Linked DNA regions of Homo sapiens: region 2 is linked to region 1. A link is an interaction called in ENCODE POLR2A ChIA-PET data of the cell type or tissue named here. Cell type or tissue: GM12878. All regions are shown on one strand.

Evidence for each region. Peaks named below come from ENCODE experiments on the same cell type or tissue, not always from the same donor. Only the 100,000 strongest peaks of a DNase experiment are listed, where the experiment ranks them.
Region 2: POLR2A ChIA-PET joins it to region 1 with 6 read pairs; 7 of 35 experiments call an interaction of 5 or more read pairs at or near these places.

Annotation. Positions count from the first base shown.
Region 1 is chr3:136,728,872-136,732,871 of GRCh38, forward strand. All of the region lies in intron 1 of STAG1 (STAG1 cohesin complex component), which reads right to left. Among named protein-coding and RNA genes, the nearest start is that of STAG1, 22 kb to the right of the region's middle. In GM12878, no CTCF peak of the experiment used is centred here; a DNase peak (open chromatin) is centred at 2,250.
Region 2 is chr3:136,597,478-136,601,477 of GRCh38, forward strand. All of the region lies in intron 4 of STAG1 (STAG1 cohesin complex component), which reads right to left. Among named protein-coding and RNA genes, the nearest start is that of STAG1, 150 kb to the right of the region's middle. In GM12878, no CTCF peak of the experiment used is centred here; no DNase peak of the experiment used is centred here.

The DNA of each region.
Region 1 (4,000 bases):
TTTTTTAATCTAATACTTTGACATGTAACAACAAAGAACTTAGGTTTCATTTCTATTTAACAAAACAAATAAAGGAGGGATGGGAAAGAGAGACAGTCTCTTCTGTAAAGATTCTTTTGTTTTTTTTGAGACAGGATTTCACTCCTATTGCCCAGGCGAGAGTGAAAGGCACGATCTTGGCTCACCGCAGCCTCTGCCTCCCTGGCTCAAGGGATTCTCCTGACTCAGCTTCCAGAGTGGCTGGGACCACATATGCATGCCATCGTGCCTAGCTAATTTGCGTGTGTGTGGTTTTTTTGTTTTTGTTTTTGTTTTTTTGAGACAGGGTTTCACCATGTTGCCCAGGCTGGTCTCAAACTCCTGAGGTCAAGTGATCTGCCAGCCTCAGCCTCCCAAAGTGTTGGGATTACAAGAGTGAGCCACCACGCTCAGCCTAGACAAAGGGATTTATGAATTTAAAATTTCCTGTCTACCCTACATCAAGCTATCCACTAAACTCTCCCTCTTTGTGAATGGTACCATGCTTATAAGAGAATTAATTATATTCAAATACAATTATCAATATATTAAAGCAACTTAAAATATTGTAATATGATTCTTTAACACAGTAAATAAGATCTAGAGGTTAGTCTAACAATTACCCTAATTTTGAAGTACTGAAATTGTACTTTGAAATATCTACAACATCTGTAGTTTTCCTTTTTTTTTTTTTTTTTTTTTTGAGACAGAGCTGTGCTGTCACCCAGGCTGGAGTACAATGACATGATCTCGGCTCACTGAAACCTCCGCCTCCCAGTTTCAAGTGATTCTCCTGCCTCAGCCTCTCGAGTAGCTGGGATTACAGGCATGTGCCTCCACGCCCAGCTAATTTTTGTATTAACATTTTTAGTAGAGACAGGATTTTGCTATGTTGGCCAGGCTAGTCTTGAACTCCTAGCCTCAAGTGATCCACCCACCTCGCCCTCTCAAAGTGCTGAGATTACAGGCATGAGCCACCACGCCAGGCTTTTTTTTTTTTTTTTTTTTTTTTTTTTTGAGACAGAGTCTCGCTCTGTTGCCCGAGCTGGAGTGCAGTAGCGTGATCTCAGCTCACTGCAACCTCCGCCTCCCAGGTTCAAGCAATTCTCCTGCCTTGGCCTCCTGAGTAGCTGGGACTACAGACACGTGCCACTACGCCCGGCTAATTGTGGTTAAGAGACAGAGTCGCCCTCTGTCACCCAGGCCCTCTGTCACTGCAACCTCAAGTTCCTGGGCTCAGGCAATCCTCCCACCACAGCCTCTCAAGTAGCTGGGACTACAGGCCCACACCACCACACCCAATCTGTAATTTAATATGAAAATATTTCTAATTTCTGTTGGTGACAAAATAAGTATTGCTAACACAACTGTGATTTGTTGCCAACATTTGAAATTGAAGGAACTGCTAAATTTCAGTTATAGGTTAGTAAAAATAAAGATGTCATTATTTTGCCATCCAAATTCAAGAACCCAAGGTTTTTTGTTTTAATTGCTTAAGACATTAGACTTTAGAGTCACAAAAACCTGGACTCAACCACTTTCCAGCTATGTAACATTGGGAAAAGGTACTTAACCTCTCTACCTTGCCTGTGAAATAGGAATAATACCTACATAAAACTGCTGTGTTGTTTAATTATTATGCATGTAAGCTACTTGACACCATGTTTGATACATTTTCAATAAATATGTACACTATTATAATCAGAACTATATATAGTTCACAACTCTCACTGTGCATCAGAAACTCAGATTTGGGTTCAGCTGGTCTGGGACAAATCCCAGACACTGCTATAGTTTTAAAGCTGTCAGGTAATTCTAAGGTGCAGCCACTGGCCTAAGGACAAAGTTCAAACACTTTCCTTTGGCACTTCACTCTGCTCATGACTTACAGCTCTGTATTTTAATCACTCTTCCCTAGTCACCCCATGCTCCAAACACAATCAAGTAACACTTTCTGAAGAGGTGGGCTATAGCAATGATTCTTAAACTTCAGCCTACATCAGAATCACCTGAAGACCTGTAAAAACACAGATTGCTCATCCCCAGAATTTCTGAGTTGGCAGGCCTATGGTGAAGGCCAAGAATCTGCATGTCTAACAAGTTTCTAAGTAATGCTGACACCATGGTGCTAGGACCACACTTTAAGAACCACTGGGCTATATATCACAGCTCTGTCCCTTTGCATATATACACTGTACCTTCACCTGAAATGTCATTCTCATCTCCAACATCTACCCTTGTCTGGCTTTCACTTCTCTTTCAAAACTCACATAACAATTCATCTCCTTCAGGAAGCATTTGCTCACTTCAACAAACCACCTCAAGGCATTCATTACCCACTACAAAACTTTACTACAAAAAAAAAAAGCAATACAGAATGTTTATGATACAGTAATGCAAAGGGTGGATATTTGCTGGAATACACAGGTTCTTTTGTAAGAATTAGAAAAAGCACTCTCCTCTGGGCAGGTAAACTAGAAAAAGCTGGAAAAAGCAAATAGAATTTGTCAAGCAGAATAAAATCTGGATTTCAGCCTTCCCCTACCACTTTGGCCAAGTATCTTTAGGCAGGGTACCAATTCTACAACCATTCATGGCAGCCCCGGCACTGTGTGCCACTAAAATACAAAGGCAGAGAGAACACTTAGATCAACCCTGGATGGGAGAAAGAGAGGAGCAATAAGCCTATCAAGTAAAGATTTCCGAAGAAGGTACTACCTAAGTTCTGAGTCTTCATATGCCCCTCCTTGTGTACTTCGGGAAAACAAGAACTGTGCTTCAATGTCTTTATAACCACACTATATGGCTCATTGTAAATGTTCAACAAATGCTTGATGAATGACTCAATGAGCAAAATTACACGAAAACACTTGCTAACCTATCTCTTTTTCATCAAGTATGTAGCAAACACATGCCCACACCTGGCACCAGAAACTATAAGTGCTATCTAAATATCAACATTTTATTTGGCCTGTGCACTTATCAGCTAGTGGAAAGCATAAATTATTCCAATAAACAGACGGGAGGTGTGGAGGCAAAATATCACACCTAGGTCTTCAAAACTAATGACTTTCAAATCAAAAACTGCATTACCTGATAAAGACTTAACTTCATGATTATTTCAACAGGGACTAAAAAAATTACAGGAAATCTTGGAAACCAGCTATCTGGCCAAAGACACTAATTTTAGAGATGAAGAAACTGAGGCCCAGAGAAGTAATCAATCAAAGACACACAGTTAGTGGCAGAGTTATAATTAAAACTCAGATCTCTGGCCCTACACTAGTTTTTGTTCTTCTACACCATGTTGCCTTTGTATCTATAAAATCAAATCTTTTATCCACAACTAAAAAAAAAAAAAAAAAAAAAACACCTTAGTCACAATTTTGTTGTCTGCATCCCAATGGGAGGAAAAAGTAGTAAGCCATCATCTTATTTTGTCTAGAGGTAACTTTCCAACTTTGCTCTTGGTTTCATGCCTAACCTTCTGTGTGCAGAATAATAAAGAAAAAGCTAAGATTCATAAATAATCCTGATAAAGCCATCAAAATTTATCAACTACCAAAGAAGCATTACAATGTCTTTCCAGGATGCAGCACTTTTCTGAAGAAAGAAAAGGAGCCTAATTTCCGAAATATGTTTACTAAAAAGCAGAACACGCTGGTGATAACCTTCATCTCTCAATTAACCAGAGTACCTTATCATCTGACCATTCTCATTAATAAATTTTTTGTTTTTGAGACAGAGTCTTGCTCTGTCACCCAGGCTAGAGTGCAGCGGCGCAATCTCAGCTCACTGCAACCTCTACCTCCCAGTTTCAAGTGATTCGCCTGCCTCAGCCTCTCAAGTAGCTGGGATTACAGGTGCCCACCACCATGCCAGGCTAATTTTTGTATTTTCAGTAAAGACGGGGTTTCACCATCTTGGCCACACTGATCTCAAACTCCTGACCTCGTGAGCCACCCACCTCGGCCTCCCAAAC
Region 2 (4,000 bases), 130 kb before region 1:
TAATTACTCAATATGATGGGTTTTTAAAATAGTAGTTTATTCTGTTCCACCCAAATTTTTTATTAGATTTTTATTTTGTACTTCATTGATTTTACTTCTATCTTGAATATGCTCGTTTCTGATTACTTGTTCTAATTGGTTATTAATGCCATACAGAAAAGGCTACTGATTTTTTAAACTTTCTATCCAGGAACGTTGCTGAATGCTCTCATTAGTTCTAACAGTCTACGGTTTCTCTTGAAATTTCAACACAATTATATCCTCTTCCAATAGGGATACTTTTGCATCTTCATCTTCAATTGCTATAGCTCTTCTTTTTTTTTTTTAATGTATTGGCTAGGTGTTCCAGTACTGAACAGCAGTAATAATGCTTATATCCTGGGAATACACCTAAACTTCACCGTTATTTAAAAATGACATAATCTGAGCTGTAGGTTTGGGGGAGATAACCTTTACAAGCTAAGGAAGTTCCCTCTTGTTCCTAATTATCAAAAGTTTCTGTTTATAAAAACTATTAGCTATATATTATCACATAATTTTTCTAAACATCCTACATCACTTCAGGTAAGTATAGGCTTTTTTCTCCTGTAATGAGATTATCTGGACATTATACTAAAAGATTTTCTAATATTAAACCATCTCGGTATTCCTAAGATAAAACCTTCTGGTCCTAAAGTTTTCTTAGACTCAAATATTTGGGTTTAGTTGACCTTCTTTAACCTTTCTATTTAACTTCCATTTCTACTTTTATTATTCCTTTCTTCACAGTAATGTTAGGTTTGCTGTTTTTCTTTTTTCTAGTTTCTTTTGCTTTTGCTTAGCATTAATGCCCTTAAGATAACACATCTATCCAAGTAATGCTTTAGCTGGCTCCAACATTTTCACTAACATTTCTTTCACTAATATTCACATTACAACTCTGTATATCTCCTCTTTAATACAACCTTTTTTTTTTTTCTTTTTTTTTGAGACGGAGTCTCGCTCTGTTGCCCAGGCTGGAGTGCAATGGCGCAATCTCGGCTCACTGCAAGCTCCACCTCCCGGGTTCACGCCATTCTCCTGCCTCAGCCTCCCAAGTAGCTGGGACTATAGGCGCCCGCCACCACGCCCGGCTAATTTTTTGTATTTTTAGTAGAGACGGGGTTTCACTGTGTTACCCAGGATGGTTTCGATCTCCTGACCTTGTGATCTGCCCACCTCGGCCTCCCCAAAGTACTGGGATTACAGGCGTGAGCCACCGCGCCCGGCCAATACAAACTTTTAAAAAGCACCTTTTTATTCTCCTGGTAAATTTTATAATGCAATTTACCAGGAGAATTTATTTTACTGTGTATTTCAACATTAACTGCATTATAAAGAAAACGATCAGACATTCCTTGATGAAATCTTTCAAAATTTCCTTAATACTTCAGTTATACTATACTATTTACAGCTATGAAATTACTTTCACTTATCTTGCTCACTCCTGAGAACAAACTTTGGATCAAAGGAAATTTGTCTGGAAATTTCTCCAAAATTATCTCTTCAAAAATTGTATCTAAGACCGTGATTCCTCAAAGAACTAAAGGCAGAAATACCACTTGACCCAGCAATCCCATTAACAGGTATATACCCAAAGGAATGTAAATCATTCTATTATAAACATACATGCATGTGTATGTTCATTGCAGCACTATTCATAATAGGAAAGACATAAAATCAACCCAAATGCCCAACAATAATAGACTAGAAAATGTGGTATACATGCAGCCATTAAAAGGAAAGAGATTGGGCTAGGTGTGCTGGCTCAATCTTGTAATTCCAGCACTTTAGAAGGCTGAGGTAGGAGGATCACTTGAGTCCAGGAGTTCAAGACCAGCCTAGGGTAACATGGCAAAACCCTGTATCTACTAAAAATAAAAAAATTAGCCGAGCATGGTGACATGTGCCTGTAGTCCCAGCTACTTGGGAGGCTGAAGCAGGAGAGTGGTGTGAGCCCAGGAGACGGAGCCTGCAGTGAGCCGAGATTGCGCCACTGCACTCCAGCCTGGGTGACAGAGCGAGACTCTGTCTCAAAAATAAATAAAATAAAATAAAATAAATCCTTCATCTCTTTTCTTCCCTCTGATCTCTTCCCTTGGTATATTCTGGAACCCTTCAATCCATACCAAAGTCTTTAAATGGCTCTTTCATGTTTTCTTACCTCCTTATTTCTCTGGGCTACATTCTAACTGAGTCCAATAAATGCCAATACTTGAATTCTCCCTCTCATGGCACCTAAAGCAGTATTTTTCCTCAGTAACATAATGTACTGTTTTAAGAATTTACTTTCAATTTTCGAGACTGCTCCTGTTCCATATCTTGTTTCATCTTCCTTATTTTGTATAAGACAGAATTTCTTCTTTCATCCCTCTAGCATCTTCAACATACATATTCATTATTTTATTATTTATCCCTCCCCTCTTATGTTTCTGTCATTACCTCCATGGCAGAACCAGATCATATAAAAGACAAGAGTGGGAATTTTCAGACTCTTTCCTAAAACAACATTGGGAATTTTCACAGACCCAGTCACCAACCAAATGAACAGACATTTCAATTCAGGTGTCAGTTATAAGAATTATGTCCATCTTCTCCCTTTCCTCAGCTTTTGATTTCCTGTAAGTGATGTTTTAATAAAAATAGCCATGCAAACTACTACCCTTCTGAATATTAAAGGAGCCTCTATTAATAAATACATGGACAATAAGCACAAACTGGACATCTCAAGGGTAACTTGAGATACACGATTACCCTAAACATAAGCCTATGCAGTAGTTATTGGCACTTTCCTTCAGCCTGCTTTACAAATGGGGAGACTCACATTAGGCCTTGGCTTCATGTAATAAGCCCGATTCGATTCTCCTATTCTTCATGAAGCACTTTAACACTCAACAACCAAACTCCTGGCTATAAAGCATATGCTTTTCTGCCCTAAACCCAATCCTGTTCATCACTTTGTAGTTTTCTTCCATACAAACCACAGAAATACCTACTTTGTTTCTAAATCACTGATGTCGGCTTGTATTATCTTGCTCTTTATTTTTTATTTTTGAGACGGAGTCTCGCTCTGTCACCCAGGCTGGCGTGTAGTGGCACAATCTTGGCTCAATGCAACCTCTACCTCCCGGGTTCAAGCAATTCTCCTGCCTCAGCCTCCTGAGTAGCTGGGATTACAGGCTTGCGCAACCATGCCCAGCTAATTTTTTTTTTATTTTTAGTAGAGATGGGATTTTACCATATTGGCCAGGGTGGTCTCAAACTCCTGACCTTCTGATCTGCCCGCCTGGGCCTCCCAAAATGCTGGGATTACAGGCGTGAGCAACCACGCACAGCTGTGCTCTTTATTTTTTCTTGTTGTTGTTTGTTTGTTTGTTTTGTTTTGTTTTGTTTTGTTTTGTTTTGTTTTGTTTGAGAAGAAGTCTTCCTCTGTCGCCAAGGCTGGAGTGCAGTGGCGCAATCTTGGCTCACTGCGACCTCCGCCTCCTGGGTTCAAGCAGCTCTCCTTGAAATTAGCACCACATCCAGCTAATTTTTGTATTTTTAGTAGAGACAGGGTTTCACCATGTTGGCCAGACTGGTCTCAAACTCCTGACCTCAACTGATCCACCCGCCTCAGCCTCCCAAGGTGCTGAGATTACAGGCATGAGCCACCACACCCAGCCTAAAGAAGTACTATTTTTAATACAATAAAACTGGAAACAGTTCAAATAAAATCTAGTTAAATAAACCATGACCCAACTATTTTAGGAAGTACTGCCAAAATAATAAAAATCAGAAGGTAAATTCATAGAAAAAAATGTGCCCAAAAGACTGCCACATAAAAAAATTACAAACGTTTATAAATTTTAAATATAGCCAGTAAAAAATATTAATAATTAAAATTACAGTAAAAATAACATGAAGCAGATTTCAAGAGAGAAACAGTAAGAAGAAGTTGAAAGGTGGGTTAACACCAAATTATGGAAGGTACCAGAGTCCT